Regions from separate parts of the Homo sapiens genome. Here region 2 is linked to region 1. The links are chromatin contacts, found by Hi-C or POLR2A ChIA-PET in ENCODE. All regions are on one chromosome and are shown on one strand. The core of a region is the stretch at or near the end of the contact, and the rest is flanking DNA. Distances in the headings are between cores, read along the strand shown. Region 1 holds the start of BSN (bassoon presynaptic cytomatrix protein). Region 2 holds the start of INKA1 (inka box actin regulator 1).

The links. Hi-C counts contacts between places; a loop is a spot of excess contacts on that map. ChIA-PET counts read pairs that join two places held with the same protein, here RNA polymerase II (POLR2A). Pooled maps may share reads with other maps.
Region 2: a loop to region 1 is called in a pooled map, with 4 times the contacts of the local background. The contact joins the promoter of INKA1 here to the promoter of BSN in region 1. A Hi-C loop is called at or near these places in 1 of 168 maps with a recorded cell type or tissue (mammary epithelial cell), 1 of 37 single-sample maps with no recorded cell type and 7 of 50 pooled maps. POLR2A ChIA-PET finds 5 or more read pairs at or near these places in 2 of 52 experiments (CD4-positive, alpha-beta T cell and activated T-cell).

Annotation. Positions count from the first base shown.
Region 1 is chr3:49,552,191-49,557,973 of GRCh38, reverse strand. It overlaps BSN (bassoon presynaptic cytomatrix protein), which reads right to left and starts at 3,497. Exons shown (of 12, transcript NM_003458.4): 1 at 3,148-3,497. The coding sequence starts at 3,371. It overlaps BSN-DT (BSN divergent transcript), which reads left to right and starts at 3,608. Exons shown (of 3, transcript NR_038866.1): 1 at 3,608-3,933; 2 at 4,287-4,426. RefSeq lists silencers at 3,110-3,319, 3,390-3,689.
Region 2 is chr3:49,801,799-49,807,952 of GRCh38, reverse strand. It overlaps INKA1 (inka box actin regulator 1), which reads right to left and starts at 4,692. Exons shown (of 2, transcript NM_203370.2): 1 at 4,510-4,692; 2 at 2,923-3,772. The coding sequence starts at 4,560. The coding sequence ends at 2,966. It overlaps UBA7 (ubiquitin like modifier activating enzyme 7), which reads left to right. Exons shown (of 24, transcript NM_003335.3): 21 at 26-217; 22 at 1,788-1,880; 23 at 1,956-2,056; 24 at 2,516-2,744. The coding sequence ends at 2,645. MIR5193 (microRNA 5193) reads left to right here and starts at 1,708; the gene lies at 1,708-1,816. It also overlaps a transcript of CDHR4 not described here. RefSeq lists enhancers at 127-176, 277-446, 1-547, 1,177-1,456, 1,443-1,737 and silencers at 4,416-4,855, 5,246-5,295.

The sequences.
Region 1 (5,783 bases), core at 2,248-4,747:
CCATACCATCCACAAAGCCAATAACTGTGCTTGCTCTTGACAGCTGACAAATACACCTTAGCTGATCGACTAGATATCAATTTGCAAACATCAAAACATGTGCAAGTTGGGCCGGGTGCAGTGGCTCCCGCCTGTAATCCCAGCACTTTGGGAGGCCGAGGCAGGTAGATCACAAGGTTAGGAGATCGAGACCACGGTGAAATCCCATCTCTACTAAAAGTACAAAAAATTAGCTGGGTGCGGTGGTGGGCGCCTGCAGTCCCAGCTACTCGGGAGGCTGAGGCAGGAGAATGGCGTGAACCCAGAAGGTGGAGCTTGCAGTGAGCGGAGATCGTGCCACTGCACTCCAGCCTGGGCGACAGAGCGAGACTCCAACTCAAAAAAAAAAAAAAAAAAAACTGACAGGTGCAAGTCCACAGAGCTGGTGTAAACTAGACAGGCTGCCACTGGTCTACATGGCTCCTTCGTGTAATTATTTTAAAAAGTACTTTCTGGGGTACTGATAAAGTTCTGTCTTGATCTGGTAGTGTGTCACGAGTGTATGTATAAATAAAATCCCATCAATATGTGTGTTCCACTGTACATTAGGCATATCTCCATAAATAAGTAAATGAATTAACGAGTGAATGATGCCCCTTCATCTAAGAGGATGCAGCCTACACCAGGGCACACAGCTTGGAGAGTGGAGCCTGGGTTAGAGTTCAGCTTTCTCCCAAACCAGCACTCCTTGGAAAAGGCACAGATTATATAATTGTACATGGCCACCCTGACACCAGAAGCAGAGAGCCCTTCCTTGAGGGACTCTCCAATGCCCAAAGCTCCACATCATCCCGACGGGCTAAGAGGCACCACTATGGGTGTGGCAGCACTGCTACTCATGGGATTCAAGTCAGGCTCTTCAGCAGCAAATGCTGGAGCCACCCCCTCACAGAGTCCAACTCAGCTCAGTATGAGGATGAAAAGACTAATTCAGCCTGGGATGACAAGGTAATATGGCAATAGCATTTAACTCCCCCAGAATCATCTCCCTTTTACCTGGCCTTCTACCCACCTCTATGAGGTTTCTGACTGCCCCGAAATTCAAAATCTTACTGAAAGCAAATATGTCTTTGTGCTAATGCTCTTTCCTGAATGCCCAGAAGCACATTCACAGGGCTTTTTCCCCATCAATGGGCCAATCTGTTCAGCAGCATCTTAGAACATGCTAAATTTGGCATCAGGTATCTGAGATGCTCTAGTGAGAGGAAGTAGAAGCCATTGCAATACTAAAGGAGAGATAAGCCATGGAGCTGCTGCTCAGCTGAGGTGCTATGATAAAATGAATATCAGCTGGAGGAGTAAATCCCACCTCCTAATGGTCTCTGGTTCTGAGCTTTGGGGACAAATAGCCAGCTCACCTCCTGAGTCTGATAGTCACAGGACCTCAGCACCACAGGCTCAGGTATGAGCCTTGCCCACAGCCAGGTAAGAGATTGTGTGACTACTAAATCCATCAGGAGTCCGTGGTTCGCCTCACCCACAGCAGTTCATGGGTCTGCCTGCAGCAGAATGTACAGATGAAGTACAAATGAAACACTAAAAAGGCATATGAGCAATAGACATCAGCCTCCTTCCGGTCCCTCTGAGCTGCCCAGGTCTTTCCAGAATTTCATATGATTGGCTCTGCAACATCTGATAAACTACAAGCAGAGCAGCCTGTTTGGTTATCAGAAGAGAAATGACAAATTCCCCATACAGGGAACTCTCAATAACAAGGTGTTTTTCCATTCAGCTACAGAAGCTTTCCCTTGGAAGGAGAACACTAAAGCCTGGGTGAGCCTCCCTCAAGCTAAAACCCAAACAGCAACTCAACATGCAGCAAAATGGACAGTGTTTGCAGTGCTAAGAGCTGTGTGCTATCCAACTGCATTACTATTATAGCTAGTATAAAATGGACAAATCCCACCTCTAAAAAGGATGCTCACAGGCTGACCTGTCTGCCGCAGGTTTCAAGCTACTAACAGCCTTTCATTACTGTTAGTTGTCTAAGAAATGACTTCTGAGGAAATAAACACACAAGAGGCACAGTCGGGCAGCCAAAGAATAAAAAATTATGCGTCCTCAGTTTATGTGCTTCCACACAGAAAAGCCAGGGCAACATATATCAGCAGACCCACATGGAGCTGGAAGCACCTCCCTCCCACCCCCTGGGGGTTTTGCTACTCCCCAAGCCTATTTGGTGCAAAGATAATGCCTTCCATTTTATCGTGTCATCTCTTAGTAGTTTTCCTGAGTTTTCAGTCTACTGACTTATTATATATTGGCATTCCCTTACAGCCTTCATTGCCACTTGACTGTTTTTGCAGGACCTGGGTTGGCATACATTTAAAACAAACTGGTTTCACAGTATTTAATCAGATATGTTCTGTTTAAAGCATTCTGTGTGGGTTTCAGCTTTTCCACTGGTTTGATCTAAATCATAAGGTAACGAGAACATATCTGGTGCTGGATGACTCAATAGCATTTTTGCTTCACCCCAAAATGTTTCCCTAAACCTTGGTGAAAGCACATGATCCTATTAGTATTGTTGGGCCTAAATAAGCACCTCTTGGTGTCCAGTGGGCAATTTTCCTTTCCCCCAAAGGTGATTACAGCCACTAAATGCCCAAGGAAAGCCCAAGACCAAGTTCATGGTTCAACTATTTTCATCTCTCTGTTCCTCGCAGTGACACTTATCTTCCCTGACAGCCACTCCCATTGTGCTGTTTTCTCGGCCCAGCACAATGGACACATGCAGACACCAGCAGACAGGGAGGACGTTTTCCATCCCATTGCTCTCCTGTGCGGAGGGACCAGGTTAAGGTTACATAAGCCCCTCCTGAGCAGTCAGGCCCGAGCGTTGGGGAGAAGCGAATTTGGGGTTCGTGACGGAGTCACGGTCTGCAGGCCCCGACTGACCCTGCGCTCGTCATCCTGCCACGCCAAGGCGGGGCAGCTGGAAAGGAAGGGCCGCTTCCCGCGACCACCCAGTTCACGCCAATCCGGCAGGGTTCAGAGTGCGGCCGGACGTCGAACCTCGCTGTCCACACTAGATCGCGGGATCCTGGGCCCGGGTCCCGGCCTCAGGCTGCAGCTCACCGCCCCCCGGGCGCCGAGACACGCGCTTACCTGCCCGGGCCAGGGCCGGGACCGGGGCCGGGGCCGGGGCCAGGGACCGGTGGTACCGCGGTCGACCGCGCTGCTCCCGCCGCGGGGAGCTGTCCGCCACCGGCCGGTGCTGAAGGCGGCTTTCCTGCGCCGGGGCCGGGGCCGGGGCCCGGGCCGGGGCCGGCGCCGCCGGGCGGCAGCGGCCCGTCGCCAGCGCCGCCCTCCAGGCTGACCTCGTTGCCCATGGCGGGCAGGCGGGCGGGCGGGGTCGGGGTCGCGCTGCGCCCGGGCCGGCGGCTCCCGGGCGGTGCTCACACTCTCGGCGCCGCCGCTGCCGCCGCCATCTCCCAGCTCGGCTCGCGCCGCCGCCTGCCGCTGCGCATGCGCGTCTCGCGCCCCCTTCCCTGCACACGCCCCCCTTCCCCTGTGCGCGCTCCCGCCAGCCTCGGGGTCGCTGGGAAACAGCCGCCGGCGCCCGCGCATGCGCTGTCCAGGGCCGACGCGGTTGTATCATGCTGAGAAGGAGCCGGGCGGGGGCCGGCGGGGCTGCGAGGGCCCTGTGAGGAGGGGCACCTGCCACTAGAAGCGGCCTCTGGGACGTCGCGCTGAGCCCTGCTTTGGAGTCAGAGGGGCTTTCCGCCTCGGTGAACTCGAGAGTAGCAACTCTCCTCCGGGTAACCGGAGTGCCACAGCGGGCAGGCGTCATAAGGACAGGCCTCGGAGAGGAGAGGGGCTACCCGAGAATGGCCTCAAAAGTATGCATAGGAGTTGGGAAGGCAGAGGAACAAGTGTATTCAGAGACGCAAGGTCGTAGAGGGAAGGAGAGGGAGGGTGCTGGGTGGTCGGGCCGGATTGTGAGGGTCTTTAAGGCCAGCTGGGGAGTGGAGCCTTTATCCAGATGGCGATGGGAACCATCTGGGATTCACACTGAGGAACTGGGAGTCTCAGGAAGCGCCCCGGGCACAGATGGAAGGTGTGACAGGGCTGTGTGAAGCCAGCTGGGAGGCCACCTCAGTCAGCCCTGGGAGAGTGACCTTGGGGATGGAAAAGAGGACTTGATGGTTCTCAGGCCTGGAGCTGTCTCGATGCGGGGCCGCAGGTTGCCTCTGCATTACCCTGAGAGCTTTCCAAATTACTTCCCCGCTCCCTCACATTTACAGCCGGTTTCTGCCCGCTACTCAGGATTGTCTGCCGTGGTGGCTTCTCACACAAGCCTGTACTTTCCTGTGGGAGAATATTTCCTAGGAGCCTATATTCCAGTTCATCTCTGACGTCATAAATCATGACTGTGTAGAAAGGCGTGAGTAACTTGAACCCATTTTACAAACCCATTCAATTCTCCTAATGTTGCGAAATATATCACATAGGGTGTTAGCAGTTCTAACTGAACCTAGAATAATCCAGGGATCCCAGTGAATGCTGATAGCCAGCCTGCTGGACAGACCGGTGGCTGTGTCAGTTCTTGTGAGGAGGGGCCAGGACCCTCCCTGGGCCTTCCCCTGTGCACTCCGAGCTGCTCCTCCCGACCTCTGGGATGGAGCAAGTAAGAGAAAGAGGAAATGCAGAGCCCCCACTTCCTGATATTTTCTCCTGACTTCATACCTCCCGTTTTCACGCTAAACTGCCTGGCCCCTCTGGGATGACCTAGGATGAAGAGAGCCTCTCTTCCTGCAGATGATGGTCCTTGCTGTGTTTCCTCCTGTGCTGCAGGATGTTTGATACAGCTTCGTGAGTGGTGACTACATGTGCACATTTAGGCTCCAAAAGAGTCTGCACCTCAGCCCCGATAGGACCCTTGGCAACTGACTTAGGCTCACTGAGCCTCCATTTCCTATTCTGCAAAGTTAGAATCTTAGTAGCTCCTCGAATATGGGGGATTGTAAGGGTAGAGTGGCTGATGTAGATATTTTATTTTTTATTCATTTTATTTTTTTTATTTTTATTTTTTGGAGACAGACTCTCGCTCTGTCACCCAGGCTGGAGTACAGTGGTGTGATCTCGGCTCACTGCAACCTCCACCTCCCGGATTCAAATGATTCTCCTGCCTCAGCCTCCCTAGTAGCTGGGATTACAGGTGCCCACCACCACACCTGGCTAGTTTTTGTATTTTTAGTAGAGATGGGATTTCACCATGTTGGCCAGGTTGGTCTTGAACTCCTGACCTCTGGTGATCCTCCCACCTCGGCCTCCCAAAGTGCTGGGATTACAGGCATGAGTCAATGCACCCAGCCTGATGTAGGTAAAACACCAGGACAAGTGCCTGGTATACTTATGACAACTCTGTTATTAGTTGTCTCCCTGGTGATGGTCTGGGATGTGGCGGTCTTGTGCCATATATTTCCTCCTGGGGAAGAATATGCTCACAAACACTATGGGCAGGCCAGTGGCCTGACCTTGTCCCAACCCAGGCTGTTATAGCTTCACAGACCCCAGTCAGTGTGGGTTGGGCTACTTGAAACAGGGGAAAGGATGTTTATTTTTTTGTTTTTGTAGAAACCACAGGAGCTATGGCTTTCCACAGATTTAAATCAACATGCCTCTGGTTCCTGTGTGGTTAATTAGCTCTACCCAGCCTGCAGGCTTGGGGAGTTGCCCTCCTCAGAGTGGATTCCTGGCTGTTAGCAGACCTCCAGGGTCTTTGCTGCCCTGGTGACAAA
Region 2 (6,154 bases), core at 3,443-5,942, 250 kb before region 1:
AGACCAAATCTCTTGTCCTTGGCAGAGCAAGCGAATTGTGGGCCAGATTATCCCAGCCATTGCCACCACTACAGCAGCTGTGGCAGGCCTGTTGGGCCTGGAGCTGTATAAGGTGGTGAGTGGGCCACGGCCTCGTAGTGCCTTTCGCCACAGCTACCTACATCTGGCTGAAAACTACCTCATCCGCTATATGCCTTTTGCCCCAGCCATCCAGACGGTGAGCCCATGATACCCCACCCTTAGCCCTACTAGGCCTGGGTTTCCCCTGCACCTGCCCATACAGGCCCCAATCTAGCTGCCGGCTCTCACTGAAACTCAGACTGTGCAGAAGTCCTGAAGACTCCCTCCAGCCCTCTTCCTGCTATGAAGCCAGGCTGGGACCTGTCAGACACAGGAAGCAGCCGTCAGCCATCCCCACCCCCAATCCTCCAAAGCCCAGGATCTGGGGGAGCTGCAGCTTTAACTCATTAGTGGAGCCAGACATCCCCCACAGTCCCCTCCTTCCTTGGAGTACCCCTGAGGGGTAGGTAGTGGGGAGGGGACCAGGGCATCAGCCCCAGAAAGAGTCTAGCTTCCCCCTGCATGGTACGGGGGCCCTGGCCTACCTCCTACAAGCTGAGTTAAAAGGTAATAGGCTTGCCACTAGAGGTGTGGGGTCTGCAGCCCTGAGTGTATTTGTGTCACAGTTGTGAGTGCAACTGGGGTCTGGGCATCCCCGGAGTGTGGGTATGGAAGGAGCAAGTTTGCACATCTGTGCATCAGATGGGAGTGCAGGGCTCCCATCTTCCTGTGTCCTCAATGTGGGCATGCATGGAGATGCATGTGGGCACACATGTGTGTGTTCCTGGGCTTGTGGGCATTTGTGTTCCTGTGACTGCAGCGCTGTGAATGCCTCCAGCCTTGTGCCCAGGCTCTGCAGTTGGCATTTCCTTGGGGCAAGGATGAGGGTAGAAGGAATGCCCTCATGAGGGGAGAGGGCAGAGGTCATGGGCCAGCACTGGGTTTCTGCTGAGCAGCCTGGGGTCCCTCTGGACTAGCACACAGAGCCCCTTTGTGAGGCACCCTGCCTCTAACCAGCATACAGGCTGCCTTTGTCCACAGAGTGAAGCAGGTGAAGGAGAAGCCCCCATCTCACCTCTAGCCTAGTCTCAGCTTGACCCCAGTGTGTTTTCTCAGGGGCTGATAAGCACCCCCTGTCCTGGTCTCTAGATACCTGCCAGCCATCCTTCTGTCCTTAGCTCTAGGTCCCAGAACCCCAAGACTCTTGGAAGGAAGGAAGGGACAGGAGGAGGAAGCCTCTATGCATTGTATCCCTGCTGGGGTCTCTGGGACAGTGGGGCCCTGGTGGTCACTGTGCCCTTTGCCCCTGTGTCCCAATGAGTAGCCCAAGGCACTGGCAGTACATACAAGATTGGGGGACAGGATGTGCCCCCCAGCTCCCAGCCTTGTCTTTGAGGAACAAGCAGCTTTATCAGAGGCTGCAGGGGCCCTGCTCTGGGTTTCCTCAGGAAGCACCACCCCCTCATCCCCCACTCTCACAACTGGCCCATGTGATGGATCGTCTGTTTCCCTGTGCGGGCCCCATAGCCCCATTTCCTGTGCTGGCCCCGGCCTGGACGGGGAGGGGGCTGAGACTCTGGGCCCAGATCCCACCTCCCCCCCACCCCCCACCCCCTGGCTCCTGTTTCCTGCTAGTCCAGCTCTTCCCCTAGGAAAGGCTGCTGGTAACTGGGATGGGGGTTGGGGGGAGGTAAGAAGTCTCTGACTCCTCCTCTACCTCATCCCAGTTCCATCACCTGAAGTGGACCTCTTGGGACCGTCTGAAGGTACCAGCTGGGCAGCCTGAGAGGACCCTGGAGTCGCTGCTGGCTCATCTTCAGGTGTGCCCTGTTGCTACCCCAACCCCCAGGCTCAGCCCAGCCCGGCCCAGCTGGTGTCTGACCTTTCTCCTCTAGGAGCAGCACGGGTTGAGGGTGAGGATCCTGCTGCACGGCTCAGCCCTGCTCTATGCGGCCGGATGGTCACCTGAAAAGCAGGCCCAGCACCTGCCCCTCAGGTGAGCCCACTTGGGGCTTTAGACAGGCCCCACCAGTCCCTGGAGGCTGGGGCTAGGGACCACACTGCCTTTTGTCTTCCCAGCCCCATTCTGGGCCCCTCACACCTTCCCAAGCATTCTTTCCCCAAATGGAGCCAGCAAACAGGCTGGAGGTGGGGTGAGGGCCGAGAGCCTGAGGAGGAGTCTTCAGGAGCTGCCTATTTGGCCAGCCCCATGGGCTCCCCACATGCTGCACAGCCCCCCTTTCACAGCCCACTCCCAAGGGACCCATAGCTTCCTGCCTCCTGCTTGCCTCATCAGCTGCTCCTAAAATAGTTTCAGATGTTTCCTGTCTTGAGCAGCTCCTGCTCCTGGCTTGGGCTCCTGACGGCCTGCCAGCACCCTCTCTAGTCCATGCCAGGCTGCCTTCTGCTTGCCATGGCTCACCTCTCCAATCTCCCCTAAACCCACCCCTACCAGGGTGACAGAACTGGTTCAGCAGCTGACAGGCCAGGCACCTGCTCCTGGGCAGCGGGTGTTGGTGCTAGAGCTGAGCTGTGAGGGTGACGACGAGGACACTGCCTTCCCACCTCTGCACTATGAGCTGTGACAAGGCAGCCACCCTGTCACCTAGCTCAATGGAGCCCCGGATCCCAAGCCCTGCATTGTAAGCCCACAGTAGGCACTCAATAAATGCTTGTTAAAGGAAGGCATTGCAGAGAGGATGGACGATAGAAAACAGTGCACTAATGCACACGGGTGTGACATGGGCATGACAGGGACCTTCACACAGAGAAAAAAAGCTCTTCAGAAGATTTGTCTCCCTGGGCAGTGCCTCACAGGGCTGGGGCTGCCTCTTAGTGCCTCAGGGGTATGGAGCCAGGACAGTCTAGAAAAAAGGCTTTTATTGTCCCAGGCTGGAGGGCAGGGTCAGAGGTAGCTGACATCATTGCAGATGATGGGCTGGCGGCTACGACAGCTCATGAGAGCTGCAAAGCGTGAGACATCCGCAGGCAGTTCAGGTTCTGGGCGAGGTGGGCATGACAGCCGCTTTCCTGCCATAGCTGTCCGCCGAGCCCTGGCCAGCCGGCGCCGAAGCTGCTCAGAGAGGCCAAGCAGGAACTGAGGGGGCCGAGCACGGGCACGGTGCCCACCTCCGTCACCCCCTTCACTCCCTGTCTCAGGCAGCTCCATCCAGTTGTGCACCAAGTCAGCAAAGCAATTGTCCCCTAGTACCAGGGGCTGGCGACTGCGACCCCTGTTCAGTAGGGCTGCTGTCCAGTCCTCTGCTTCCAGTCCCTGCCAGTGCTCCAGGCAGGCGTCTGGGGTGGACTTGGGCCGTGGATGGTGGACAGGTGGTACACTGGCTACAGGGGCCCTGCTGGGCATGGGGAGGCCACTGACTGAGAGGCACTGCCTACGAAGGGGCTGTGCTGAGGGTGCTGGGCGCTGGGATACAGGCAGTTCTTCCTCTCGCCATGTGCTGCCTGACACCTCCGAGAAGCCAGAGTCCCAGTCCAGGGCATGCTCCCTGGGGCCTCCCAAGGCTGCATCCCTGTCTTCTGTCACCACTGCTTCCTCCTCCTCCTCTTCCTCCTCCTCCACACAGCAGACTGAGTCCTCTTCCAAGGCACCCGAGGCCCTAAGCTGGTGGCTGGGCTGCACATCTGGGCCAGTTTGGGAGGTTGGCTGCAGGGGACCAGGCATTGAGGGTGAGCCTGTGTCCCGACCACACAACTGAGGGGAAGAGAGGGCAGAAGTCGGAGAGGTATCACTTGTCACCAGGCCAGCCCAGAGAACAGAGGGTCCAGGAAGGTTAGATAGGCCTGCTGGCCTGGGCAGCAGGGTGTTAGTGAGCACAGGGCAGGCATAGGGGTGCTGGCACTCGAAGCTGGTGTGGTTCTCATCCACCGACCTGGTGGCAGTCTGGCAGGCTGCAGCATGCAGGGCCGGGCAAGTCGGCACCCGCCACCAGGGCGGGCGGGCAGGCAGGCAGGGTTGCGGGCCTGAACGGGGAAGTAGGTCCTGCCCAGGACTGGAGGGGCATCCCGTGCCTATTGGGGGATTCAGCTCCCAAAGCCCAAAGCGTCTTTCACAGAAAGAGCGCTTGCTAGGTGAGGGGTAGAGAAGGGAGGCATAGGCCAGCCTGAAGTAGGGGGCGTTCACAGCAGCGCCAGCACCTCGTTAGTCCCTTGCCGCCCCATGCCCCGCCCCCAAAGAAGTCCCCCTTCCACTCTCTCCTCCCGCGCCGTTCCAGCAGCACGGCCAGCTGGATGCTGTTATCTGATGCTCAGCTCAGTTCCCAACCGTCCGAAACCCGACGCGGGCCATCTGAGCCATATGCGCCACGCCGCCCCCACCCCGCCTCGGACCGGCACGCTGGAGCCACCCCGCACCCGTCTGTTGTTCCGGCCGGGCGGCAGCCTGGCATCCCGCACGCGTCCTCACTAACCACACCCGCTCCCGAGCCTCACCAGTTCCCAGCGGAGCTGGCTAAGGAAGCTGTCAAGCCGAGCGCTGTGCATGTCCATGCCAGGGCCCCCACCGAACCTACTAGCTCCTCTTGGAACCCCGGCGGAGCCGCGCGGAGAGGGCTGGGAGGGCCGGCCAGCGGCGCCCTCAGCCTCCGCCTGCCTGCGCGACTCCTCGCTCTCCGTAGCTCCCGCCGCCGCCGCCCCGACATCTGGCAGCCGCGCCCCGCCCCGGCCCCGCGGCCAAAGGGGGCGGGGCTAAAGCCCGGCGTCCCTCCCGACTCCGCCGCGGTTCTGGGTGGGAAGGGCGGGGTCATAACTGGAAGCCGGACGGGGCCGGTACGGGGACCCCCCGAGCCCCCAGACTGTTGAGTGGACCCTGCGTTTGCTGCGTGACGCAGGACAGGTCGCCTCCGTGCGGGGGCCTCATCCTCCCCGTTTGTTCAATGGTGAAATAGCGGTCCCTCTCACGGGGCGCCGTGCTGCGTCCGCACATAGGCAGAGCACCCCGGATGGTCGGACCCAGAGAGGTTGTGGACCCTCGGGGCCTGACCCACGGGACCCATTCGTGAGGCTGGCCTTGGCACTCCCTGAACGGGATGGAAGTGGGGTTCAGCCCGTCTGAGGACTCAAGAGAGGGCGGGACTTTGTGGCAGCGCACCGGCGGGGCCTCAGCCGCGTCCCAACCGAGCTAGACGGGACTGCCCTCTAGTGGGGAGTGCTTGGCTAGTCGCGAGTCCAGCGGCGACGCGCGACCGTCGGCATTCCCTTTGCCGGTACCAGGTGCAGACTGAGGGTCGGTGCTGAGGCTGCTCTATCAACACAGGCTAGGCTCAAGGGTAGTGTAGCTGCAGACAGACTGGACATACCAGCAACAGGAAAATACCAGGGAATGAGGGCCGTGGGCTAGCTTGGGGAAAGTCAGTCTCACAGGAGGTGACATCAAGATGCAATCAAGAAGAGGGGCATTCTGGCCGGGCGCGGTGGCTCACGCCTGTAATCCCAGCAGTTTGGGAGGCCGAGGCGGGCGGATCACGAGGTCAGGAGATCGAGACCATCCTGGCTAACATGGTGAAACCCCGTCTCTACTAAAAATACAAAAAAAATTAGCCGGGCGTGGTGGCGGGCGCCTGTAGTCCCAGCTACTCCTGAGGCTGAGGCAGGAGAATGGCGTGAACCCGGGAGGCGGAGCTTGCAGTGAGCGGAGATCGCGCCACTGCACTCCAGCCTGGGCGACAGAGTGAGACTCCGTCTCAAAAAAAAAAGAAAGGAAGAAGAAGCAGGAGGAGGAGAAGGAGAAGAAGGAGAAGGAGAAGAAGGAGAAGAAGAACATTCTAGGCAGAAGGAGCAGCCAGGGAAGAGACCCCGACGGACAGGAGCTGGACAGGGCCAAACATAAAGAAGGCCCAGGTGTCTGTGATTGGTGGTGGTGGCAGGAGGGAAAAGGTCAGCAAAACCAGGCTCTAACGGCCTTAGAGCAGAATGTGGGTTTTGTTCTTGGTGTGATGAGGAGCAATGGGGGCCTTTGAGCAGGAATGACCTGGGCTAGCCCTTGTTTAGATAATCCCAGCTGCTTTCAGAAAAGGATTCTGCAATAAGAGTGGAAGTCCCTGCCCTCATCCAGGCAACGAAGGGGAGGGCCTAGGCC